Regions from separate parts of the Homo sapiens genome. Here region 2 is linked to region 1. Evidence: chromatin loops called from intact Hi-C (ENCODE). Cell type or tissue: heart left ventricle. All regions are shown on one strand. Each heading gives the region's core, and the rest is flanking DNA. Links, peaks and the distances in the headings are about the cores only. Region 1 overlaps LOC105370802 (a long non-coding RNA gene). Region 2 has its middle 360 kb from the start of SQOR.

What was found. Hi-C counts contacts between places; a loop is a spot of excess contacts. Peaks named below come from ENCODE experiments on the same cell type or tissue, not always from the same donor. Only the 100,000 strongest peaks of a DNase experiment are listed, where the experiment ranks them.
Region 2: a loop joins it to region 1, with 3 times the contacts of the local background. A loop is called at or near these places in 4 of 110 quality-filtered maps.

Annotation. Positions count from the first base shown.
Region 1 is chr15:45,914,931-45,920,317 of GRCh38, reverse strand. All of the region lies in intron 2 of LOC105370802 (a long non-coding RNA gene), which reads right to left. Among named protein-coding and RNA genes, the nearest start is that of SQOR, 280 kb to the right of the region's middle. RefSeq lists an enhancer at 1-757. In heart left ventricle, for the core only: no CTCF peak of the experiment used is centred there; no DNase peak of the experiment used is centred there; H3K27ac peaks cover 1,307 bases.
Region 2 is chr15:45,989,756-45,995,142 of GRCh38, reverse strand. No RefSeq gene overlaps it. Among named protein-coding and RNA genes, the nearest start is that of SQOR, 360 kb to the right of the region's middle. In heart left ventricle, for the core only: no CTCF peak of the experiment used is centred there; no DNase peak of the experiment used is centred there.

The DNA.
Region 1 (5,387 bases), core at 229-5,228:
GTCCTGTTCTTTATTGTAAAAAACAAAAGTAAAAAAAAACTTTTAAAAAAAGAAAACTAAAAGAAGTGCCTTTCTGTTTATATGGCTCTTGTCTAATTTCCTAACCATCACCCACAACTCCATTTTGTGGTAGTATTTTTCTTCATTCCACACAGTGATATAAAATGTCGGTGTTGATGAGTCATTTTTCCTCTTCAACTTGTTAACTTCTACAGAGTTCTTATCATGCCAAGCATTCCTTCACAAAATAAAGTCCACAACAGATGACTCATATACCTCTTATTAGAAAGAAAACATCAAAAGGATGAATAAATAAATAAATAAAGCAAGTAAGCAACCATAATCCACTACCTGCTTAGTGTTAAGAGGACTTCTCAAGCGTCAGAACAGCTTTACGAAACTCACTGCTGAATCAGCCTTGGAGGGAGAGGTGTGGCCGCCCAGCCCAGCTGATGCATGGGAGCGGGCTGTACTGGGCTTTTCAAGAGCGGAGAGAGGAGGAGAAACATCCCTATTTTTTTACTATTAGTATTCTTAGAGATTTGCTTATTTTACTTACATGTGAAAAAAAAAATTAACCATAGGTCTCAAGAGAGAGACAAAAGGGAATACACATTATACTCTAATCCTGGCACTCCACCATCATCCAGAGCAATACAAGCTATGGAAGACAAGGACGAGCGGAACACAGATCCAAAGACTCGCGAGTCATGCAAAGACAGAGGGAGATTTTCTCCAGTTTCTTGAATTATTTCTGTTTTAAAATATTCAGTAGCAAGACTCATAGCAGAGTATCCCTTGCCAGCTACGCCACAACTCTATCAAATGGTCTTCTGGTCTTCCAGGAATTGATTTTGATCTGCTCAGTAATGCTTAGACCCACATAAAGAAAATAAAACTAATGTAGGCCCCATGGAAACTTCAGGGAACATCCCCCAGGCATTTATTACACCAACAGTGCAGGTGCACAGTGGCATAGCAAGAAGCTCTGAGACCACAAGCAAAATATCAGATAGGCTTTTTTAATTTTAAAAATAAATAGACCCCTAGCTTTGTGCACTAAAGGGGTTTGTTGAGTAGTATTTACACCTGTGGAGAGAGCAGAAGGTGTCAGCCGAGAGAATCAGCGTTTTTCTCTAACTCTAACTTGATTTCCATTATTTTTGCAGTGTCCTCATGCAGGCCAGAGACCCCAGGGTGTTTTATTCAAGCTGTGCAAACAATACCAGGAAACAGGCAACTCTAAAAAAATGTACTGAACTTAAAATGGGGGAAGTGCCTGTTCTGGCTCTCTTGAGCTCCTTCATTTGAGAGGAAACTCCCACAGTGTGGACAATGCACTGGCCTTGGGCCCTGGAGCCCTGGCCTCTGGCTGGGTGGCCTTGGACAAGTCACCCAAACTCTCTGATTCTCTCCTTCTGTAAGATAAGCATGGTACCACTTCAGACAGAGACTGGTGTAAGGATCAGATGGGAAGGTAAGTAGAAGCATTCTAAACAGAGTGAGAATAGGAAATATTATAGAGATTTTAGATGTTCCTTGTAATTTAAGTAGTTCAAGTGAAGTTGGTAGAATGGGGAGAGTAGTTTTCAGATGCTCCATCAATGTCTAAACCCCAAAGCTTGAATCTTGAGGACAGATGTAGCTACACCAATATGCTTGGTTTTCTTCTTTACTTCTTCCTGCCCTTTTAATCCATCCTCTTCTATTCTGGAATTCCAATCCTTTATAGTGCCCCACATTTCCTTCCCAGCCCTATACGTTCTTATTAGTTAATACTGCAGTGTGTAGGCCAATTTCATGATGTTCTGATAATTATGATGTAGTGGATTAGCCTGAGCTGGCTGTAAGAAGCTGTTACCTGTTGAATTCTGCAGGAAGCAGACTTCTTAATGAGAATTCATGGACAGGAAGGTTGTTAGTGCATATTCTTGGAAAAAGAAAGGAAAAAAAGCCAGACTGGGTGAAAGGAGAAGTTTGGCTGTAATGTAGTTTCAATGAAGGCCTCCATGAACCCTATGGAAAGTTTTTTTTTTTGTATGGGGGCTCTTCAGTGCTGTCCATGCTTTCAAATCCCCATAAACATCAGTCATCAGATGTAGGCAGCCCTCACAAGGGGCATGGCCTTCAGTTAAGGCAATAAGAAGCTGACAACTGAAGTCTTTCTTCCATCAGAACTCTCAGTAGCTGGGGGAATAGATCCTCCAATTCTGATATGAGATCTGAGTAGTGCATTTCAATAGTCTTCCCCAGAAGCCACCAAGCCACCATGAGTGCATCCACCCTTCGCTGAGAGGTTGATCTGACCCTTTGCTCTTCCAGGTGAAGGAGACTCATGACTATGTCATGGCATCAGACAGCATTTGAAGCAGAAGGCTCAAGCTAAGTGACCAGGAAAGACCAGGCAGAGACAAGTCTAGGAAGTTCTCACTATCTGAAATGAGTAGAAAGTTTATGAACCAGAAGAACAAAGTCAGAAGGATTACCTAGGTTTCAGGAACCAAGACTGCCAAGGTGTAAAGCACCAGGTGTAAAGCACAGGAGGAAGGCCCAGGACCAGCATCAGGAAGTGAACCCAGAGGGCAGAGGCAAGTTCTTCCCTCACTGTTGGGGACCAGCTGAGTGCCAGGCCCCCAGCTCCTCTTCTCCAAACCTTCCTGCTGTCAGAAACATAAAGGGCACGCAGATATTCATTTAACAAATTCTTCATATGAATTTTTAGAGCAGAATAATGGTTAATCTCTGTTGGATAATGTGCTTCCCCTCATCAAGATGAAAGCTGAATAGGCCATTGTGATTTTCCTCCTCAGCCTTGGATTCTGGTAATTTTCAAGTTAATTTCATTGTTGATTTTCAACAACCATCTTGTCACAGAAACCTGGTAGAATTTTCCTTCTCTCTTTTCTCTGCCTCTTTGTATCCTTATTTCTCACACTTCCTAATGTAACAGGGTTTTTTTTAATCCTTTAACTATCTGAAATCCCTAACTGGGCATGCCTAATAGGCATCCCTATTTTATAACTAGTGGCCTCTTGCCTGATCCTAGTCACAACTCTGAACAGGGAATGTAAACTGCACCTACTGGGGAGATGCATAACCATGAGCTGAGAATTTCTAGTCAAGGATGAGGACTAAGGTTGTATTTACTCTTCTTAATTTCCTGAAATTATTAGATACAATCCAAAAGAATAAAAAATGAAGAAAACTGCATCTAAAATGAAAAATAGAAAATGGCTACAATTCCCAACCCCAGGCTGTGAAGAATACTGTCAAAAGATAGTAAACCTTAGACCCAAACCAGAGATAGTGAAAAACAATTCATACCTCCTTGAGTCTTAATAAGAATGCAGATTTCTTTGAAAATAAGTGGGAGGGACCCATGGGTCCCAGCTTTACCTAGAACGATGAGAAGGAGGACCATGAGGCCATTTGAGGTGGAGGCCATCCTGGAGAAGAGGGGAAGGGTAGAGGAGTCTTGTTACACACGGATGAACAGAGGGAGAACAAGGACTGAAGAAGTACTGTTTTCACCTTTGCTTTTTCCGAGTAAGACTCCTATGCTGAAAACAGCCTGAGATGAGGCAAGGAGGAAAAAAGACCAGAAATAGCAACTAGCTTTGAACTTGCTTACAACATCCAACTAAGCAAAATAAATTAGTACAGAATCATCAAATAGAAGACCTATGAGCCATGGAACTATGCTGCAAATTCACATGGATCCTCTGGCTGGCAATCTGCTTACCTGGAGAGGGAGAGAAGGAAAAGATTACCCCCAAAATTAGAACGATAATTCTAACAGTGATGCTATGATATATATGAAATAGAAGACAATAAAACTACTACCCAAATTTTAAAAACCATTAAAAGCAGCAAGAAAGAAAAAATATATATCTGAAATGCAATGATGTGTACTTTTTGAGACAATTAGGCAAAATGGGGGAAAAAGGACAAAAGAAGATGACAAAGAGAAGATTAGAGATGTGGAAGATGAAAGCAGTTACCTAATATAGAATTGTTATTTTTCGATAAGAGAATGGAATAAATAAGCCCTGAAAAAAGTTCAAAATACAATAAAAGTTGGCAGAGATAAAAGAAAGCCCTAAATCTGCAGTCGCAAAAAAACACACTATGAATTAAGAAAATTTGCAGAAAAAAATAAATCCACTATCTACACGGAAAAAGTAGTCACTTACAAGAGGATAAGGGTCATCAGGTTACTACATTCATTCTCAAGAGGGATGATATTGCCTTCAAGGGGACAAAAATTTATTATTGGGGGAATGAAAATAATATTAGATATTATAATAGTTTGTGGCCTTCTAGAGGACCATAATATATAAATAAATATAGAGCATATCTGTAATATTAAAGGATCTTTGGGTAAGGAGCAATGATGAAAATAGAAACACTGTGTTAGCATGATACATCCACAGAATATTCAATTCCAGGGCAATGTTTACAGAGTCTTCGGAAGACATAACCGTACCCCAACAATTTCAGGCCAACCAATTATCAGCCATAAATACGGTCCTTAGACATGCATATGCAGTCAGGACCTAACAACCATAAGCCCTCATGAGAAAAACGGATACAGAATGAGCCCCAGCCAGCCAAAAGATGACCCAAAGTAAAGAACCAGAAATGGGGAAGCTTTGATATTTAAGGACTGGCGGTGAACAATGGAGCCATTAGAATTTTACAACATTTAATATGTTTTGTAAACTTTGACATTGTGAAAATAAAGAAATTAAAAAGCAAGGTAGTGAGATATGGGTGATGGATGAACAAGGGCATTTATTTCCCTGTATTTCATAGCAAGGAGTCAATAGAGCTAGCCTTAAAAAATATTTACAGTCATAACAGTGACCCCCAGAGGAACTAAAAACCAGATTACAAATCTCTCAAAATGTCAGTAGAAGGGGAGCAACAGAACCAAAATAAAGAAGACATAAACCATATAACCAAAGATGGGAGATTGAAGATGGAAAACTATGGAAGCATTAGAAAGAGAAAACCCCTAAGATGACAGGATTGAAACACACGTTATGAATGTAATATGTATGTTACATGTGTATGTGTAAATACAATAAATTCATCAAAAATTATCAAATTGGATTGAATAAACAAAAACTAGCTGTATGCTTTATATTATTCAAATAGTCATTCATAAAGGTTATAGGTAAAATTATTCATATTACTATTCTTTTTTGCACTTATTTACGTCTTTGCCAGACAGAATTCAAGGCAAAAAATATATTAAACAAGGCCAAAGCACAGTTTATCATCACAAAAACATTCAATCTAGTGATATCAATGAAGACATCACTAATGTTACATTTTACATTCTAATTATTATAACATAAGAATACATAAAGTGTAAAATGCAG
Region 2 (5,387 bases), core at 132-5,131, 75 kb before region 1:
GGCAGTGGGAATGGAAAGAGGAGGAAATGTTTGGAAATGAATTTAAGAAAATCAACAGAACTGGCAACCAAAACAATAATAGTGATGAAGAAAAGAGTCCAAAGGAACTCCCAGGTCTCTAACTTGAGTGTTAGACTGGATACCATGATCTAGTTTAGGAAACAGAGGAGAAGCCCTCATCCTGTTCCCTGAATGTATGTTAAGTTATAGGCACATCATATTTGAGATAGCTGTCTGTATAGCAAGCTGAGTTTCCCAGGAAGTTGATTCTGGGGTGGAGATTAGCATATGGAAGGCTTATTAGAGAGTGCACTTGGAATCAACTCACGGTGAAGGGAAGAGAAAGTAGCATAATTGAGCAGAGGAGGAAGGTGGGCATCGATGCAATCTCAAGGAAGCCTCAGCCAGCCCTATGACAAGTACCAAAAATGGAATTACCCTCAGAGTTGTACCCACTTTTGTGGGGCACTTATACCCCTATATTGAGCATTCATTGGAAGGAGGCTGACCCAAAAAAGGGACGTGACATTGAGTGAGATAACTCTTCAGCCAACACAATCCCTAAAGATGGCTGACAGCTGTCAATACTCTCATAGCTGGAGTCATGGGTATTGTATTCCAAAACAGGAATGTGGACAACGCATGGCAGCATCTGCCACAGGCAGTGTTATCAGATGTGTCCAGTTGGTATTTGATGCATAGATCTAGTGCAAAGAAAAATCAGCTGGCAACACATTTGGAGAGTTCTCAGTTTAAAAGAGTGTCAGTAAGTAACTTGGGCAGATGGTATAGAACAGAGTTCTTTCTGGAACACTCCAAATATGATTACTCTGTGGTAAATAATGGTAACTTTCCTTGCTTAGAAAAAGGGCAAATAATGTCATTATAACACCATATAGTGGGTTATAGATTATCTGTTGACAATAAAACATAGGGAAATGTAATTTAATTGCTTCATTTCAAAGGTGGATAAGTAAAATAGTAGAAATGTTATGAAGAGCATAAACATATATAGTAGGAATAATGTTTTTCTCTTGGTGTGTATATGAGAATCATAACAAAAGAAATTACCCAATTTTTCTGTCAACTTCCTTTTCATATTAGATAAGGTCTATAAAAGTGTGATTAAAGAAAATATGGTTTTTAATACTCATGACAAGTATAGCAATTTGGAACAAAAATGTGAAATGTTTATCTAATAAATGCTATGTTCCACATGATGAAAAACTAAAAGTTAAAAAAAAGGCAAAAATACTAACAAGTATAAATAGTATTTCCCAAGGACAACCTAGCCAAGGGTATAAAAAAAAGAACTGAGATCACTCTAACTAGTAAAACAGTTTCCCCTGGTACTTATCATCCTCTGATCTTCCCAGGGTCATTGACACTTCTTTCTGAAAATCTCTGCAAAGGAAGTATAATACAATGGGCCAAAGTGCTGATTTGGGAGTTAGACTGCCTCCTTTTCCACTTGCTAGACCTGATCAAGCTATGTGCAAGTCTCTCAACTTCTCTGTATCTCAGTTTTCTTATCTATAAAATGAGGTTAATAAAAAAAACACCTGCTTCTCAGTGATACTGCAAAATGCTTACTGGCATATAGTAATCTTTCAAAAAGTTGTTATTATAAGTCATTGCTATTATTTGGCTGGAAAGACCTGTGCAAAGCTACATGGGTGCCTTCCTTTTGCACTCAGAGCTTGTCAGAAAAAACAGTCATTGGCAGACCTCCTACCAGGGAAACAGGGCTAAAGTCCTCAAGATGCCAAAACCACTTCTGTTAATGTCTGATGCTGGTGAACAATTAAATTTCATTGTGCCAAGAAGTAAATATGAATTCCACATCTTAACTTCCCTATGTGGCAATAACCGAAACAGAGACAACCTAATAAAGCACCAGTTTTCCCTTTTCGCTCAACTCAGGCATCATAAATTGTGGTAACTCTGACTAGGAGGCTCCCCTGTGAGAGTCTCCATCTCAAAGGTTCAGTGGGTTTCATACAGTCATCCACATTCAACACCAACTGGCTTGCAGCTGCAAAGCAGCCTTGTGCGTGTGAAATATATCTTACAGCCTTAGTGTGCTAAGTCACAGGTATTTTATTCTGTGAAAGAAGAAATCACAAATGACCAAAGATCTTGATGCTTCCCTTTCAGGAGGTTCTTCCTGACATCAACATCTACTAGTTTTTAAACTAAACTATATGTCAATATGTCCATACCTGCATCTGGAGGAGGGAAGACAGAGATGGTGCCCAGGCATTCCTAAGCAGCACATCCCTGCCTACTACCTTTGGATCCCCTAGAAAGCCCATTGCTTACAGGGATGGTCTTTTCCAACTTACAAAACATACTTTCCACCCTCTTGTATCCACAGAGATTTTCTTTCTCCCAACTTTGTTTCACACTCTCAAATCCAAGTCACAGACACCCTCCACCTACCCTATGACTGAAGAGGAGTTGTTCAATCCTCCCTTCAGTGAGTCTTCCTTAGCGGCCTTCCTCACTTCCTCTGGCAAGTACAGTCCTGGAAGACCTTCCCTCACACAGCTCTCCAAGTATTCCAGAAGTGCCTGAATCAGAAAGTCAGTCCAATATAGGCACATTCTGTTTTCCTGATTCAAAAGAAAAGAATCAGGAAACTGTTATAGGGGGTTAGGGGGACATGAGATTATAAAATAAATGGAAGCAGGAACAGAAATGAACTTGGCAAGATTTCTTCAATGGTGGTGTGAGAAACTCTGCAGAGCTTTTCTCAGAAAAACTATTAATGATGAAAATTATTAAGAAAATTAAAATTTCTAAAAATTTCCAGAATACAGCAAGTGTATGAATGTTTATTCAAGAAAATCCATTAAATCTCTATAAAATGATGACAGTCTGTCACGTTTCAATTATGACAGGCTCCTTTACCCTTCCCCCTGCCCTCAGCTCTGTGCTATGAAAGCTCTACTCTGGATGTACACAGCCAAGAAAAAGATCCCTCTCCCTTCCCCAGCTCCCAGACTTCTTCTACCTAGCCTTCACTTATAGGGTAGAAGTCTACTCTGGGTGTGGCAGGAAGAGAATGCTAGCTCTGATTAGCCTTGCATCAGTGGACCTTTCATACAGGAAGAGGTAAACCAGGAAGACCAGGAGCTACTGCTCTTACCATCGACCTGCTTGCAGAGGAGGGCTATCACTCTTCGAGAAGCAGGCTACAGTCCCTGCCCCCAGAAGTAATGACACAGAATTTCTACCATGGGGGAGAAGCAGGCAACAGCAACAGAGAGCTCAAAAGTTTTCCCTAAGGGAATTGGTTTTAATTTGAACAGAACAGGGAATTTCAAGCAAAGGATAATGTCAAAAAATGGAGATTTGGGACCAGATATGGTGGCTCAGACCTGTAATCCCAGCACTTTGGGAGGCTGAGGCAGGTGGATCAACTGAGGTCACGAGTTCAAGGCCAGCCTGACCAACATGATGAAACCCTGTCTCTACTAAAAATACAAAACTAGCCAGGCATGGTGGTACCTGCCTGTAATCCCAGCTACTCAGGAGGCTGAGGCAGGAGAATCACCTGAACCTGGGAGGCAGAGGTTGCAGTGAGCCGAGATCATGCCATTGCACTCCAGCCTGGGCAATAGCAAAACTCTATCTCAAAAAAAAAATAAAATAAATGATGAGCAATTAATAAGTGATGAGCAATTAATCAACTAGTGAATTGGTGGGTAGCTCTGTGATAGCAACAAGCAAAATCATAGACCAAATCATTTAGCAGAGAGAATCAGATAAAGATACAGCTAAAAAGAGATCTCCTGAGGGGGAAACAAGCCTCAAAGACTACCTCTGCAAAGTGGCCAAGAATTGGCTCAGACTGTGGAACAATTTATGTTTTAGGATATTCTTGAAAACATTAGAGCAATCAGTAACTACTAGACGCTAACAACTGGGTGTGAAACCAATAGAGGCAAACCAGATAAAAGCTTAACAGGGAGATCAGAGAAAGAGACACTCAGAGAGTGGCTAAAACCTATGTCATCCTTGGAGTGGGAGGTAAGGGGGTCAGAGCAACTATGCACATTCCCAAGGTTGTACCTTTTAAGAAGCAACATTGGAGGCTACACAGTTTGGAGGAAATAAACTTCATTAAGATAATCCAGACAAAGTCACTAAAGAAATTAACAAGCAAAAAAGCAAATAACAATTAGCCCCAGAGAAGTAGTAGGAAAATAAGTATCCAGAGTTGCTTTCAATCAAAATATCAAGCTTTCAACCAGAATTTATGAGAAATACAAAGTACGAAGAAAGTGTGACCCACACAAGAAAAAAAGGGCAACAGAAATAGCCTTTGAAAGAGCCCATATGCCAGATTTAGCAAACAAAGACTTAGAGGCAGCTATTATAAATACATTCAAAGAACTAAAGGCCGGGCGCAGTGCCTCAGGCCCATAATCCCAGCACTTTGGGAGGCCGAGAGGGGCGGATCACCGAAGGTCAGGAGTTTTGAGACCAGCCTGGCCAATATACGGAAACCCGTCTCTACTAAAAATACAAAAATTAGCTGAGCATGGTGGTACACACCTGTAATCTCAGCTAATGGAGAGACTGAAGCAGGATAATCACTTGAACCTGGGAGGTGGAGGCTGCAGTGAGCTGAGATCACACCACTGCACTCCAGCCTGGGCAACACAGTGAGACTATGTCTCAAAAAAAAAAAAAAAAACCCAAAACAACAAAACAACAACAACAACAACAACAAACTAAGGAATATAATGCTCCAAGAAGTAAAGGAGTATACAATAATGTCTCATCATAAAGGATATCAAAAGAGATAGAAATTATTTTAAAAGAACCAAATGGACATTGTTTTAGTTGAAACATACAACAACCTAAATACAATAACCTCAAGTATATAGAAATTAACTATATACTTGAGATGTCAGAAAAAACATCAGTGAACTTTAAGTGATGAATTAAGATTATGCACTCTGAAGAACAGGAAAAAAAAGGCAAAAAATGAACAAAGCCTCAGAGAAATGTGGGACACCTCTAAATATACCCACATGAAAGTAGTGGGAACTCCAGGGGGAGAGGACAGACAGAAATGTGCAGAAAAGTATTTTAAGAAATAATAGCTTAAGATTTCCCAAACTTGATTAAACACATTTATCTATACATGCCAGATGCTCAGTGAAATCCAAATTACATAAATGCAAATATAAAATAGATGCATCAGAGTAAAAATGTTAAAATGCCAAAAGAAAATCTTGAGAATGAAAAAGAACTTTTCACATACAAGGGAAACTCAATAAAAAATGTCAACTGACTTATCAGAAAAAAAAAAAAAAAAAAAAAAAGGAGACCAGAAGCAGTGAGATGATATTTTCAAAGTGCTGAAAGAAAAA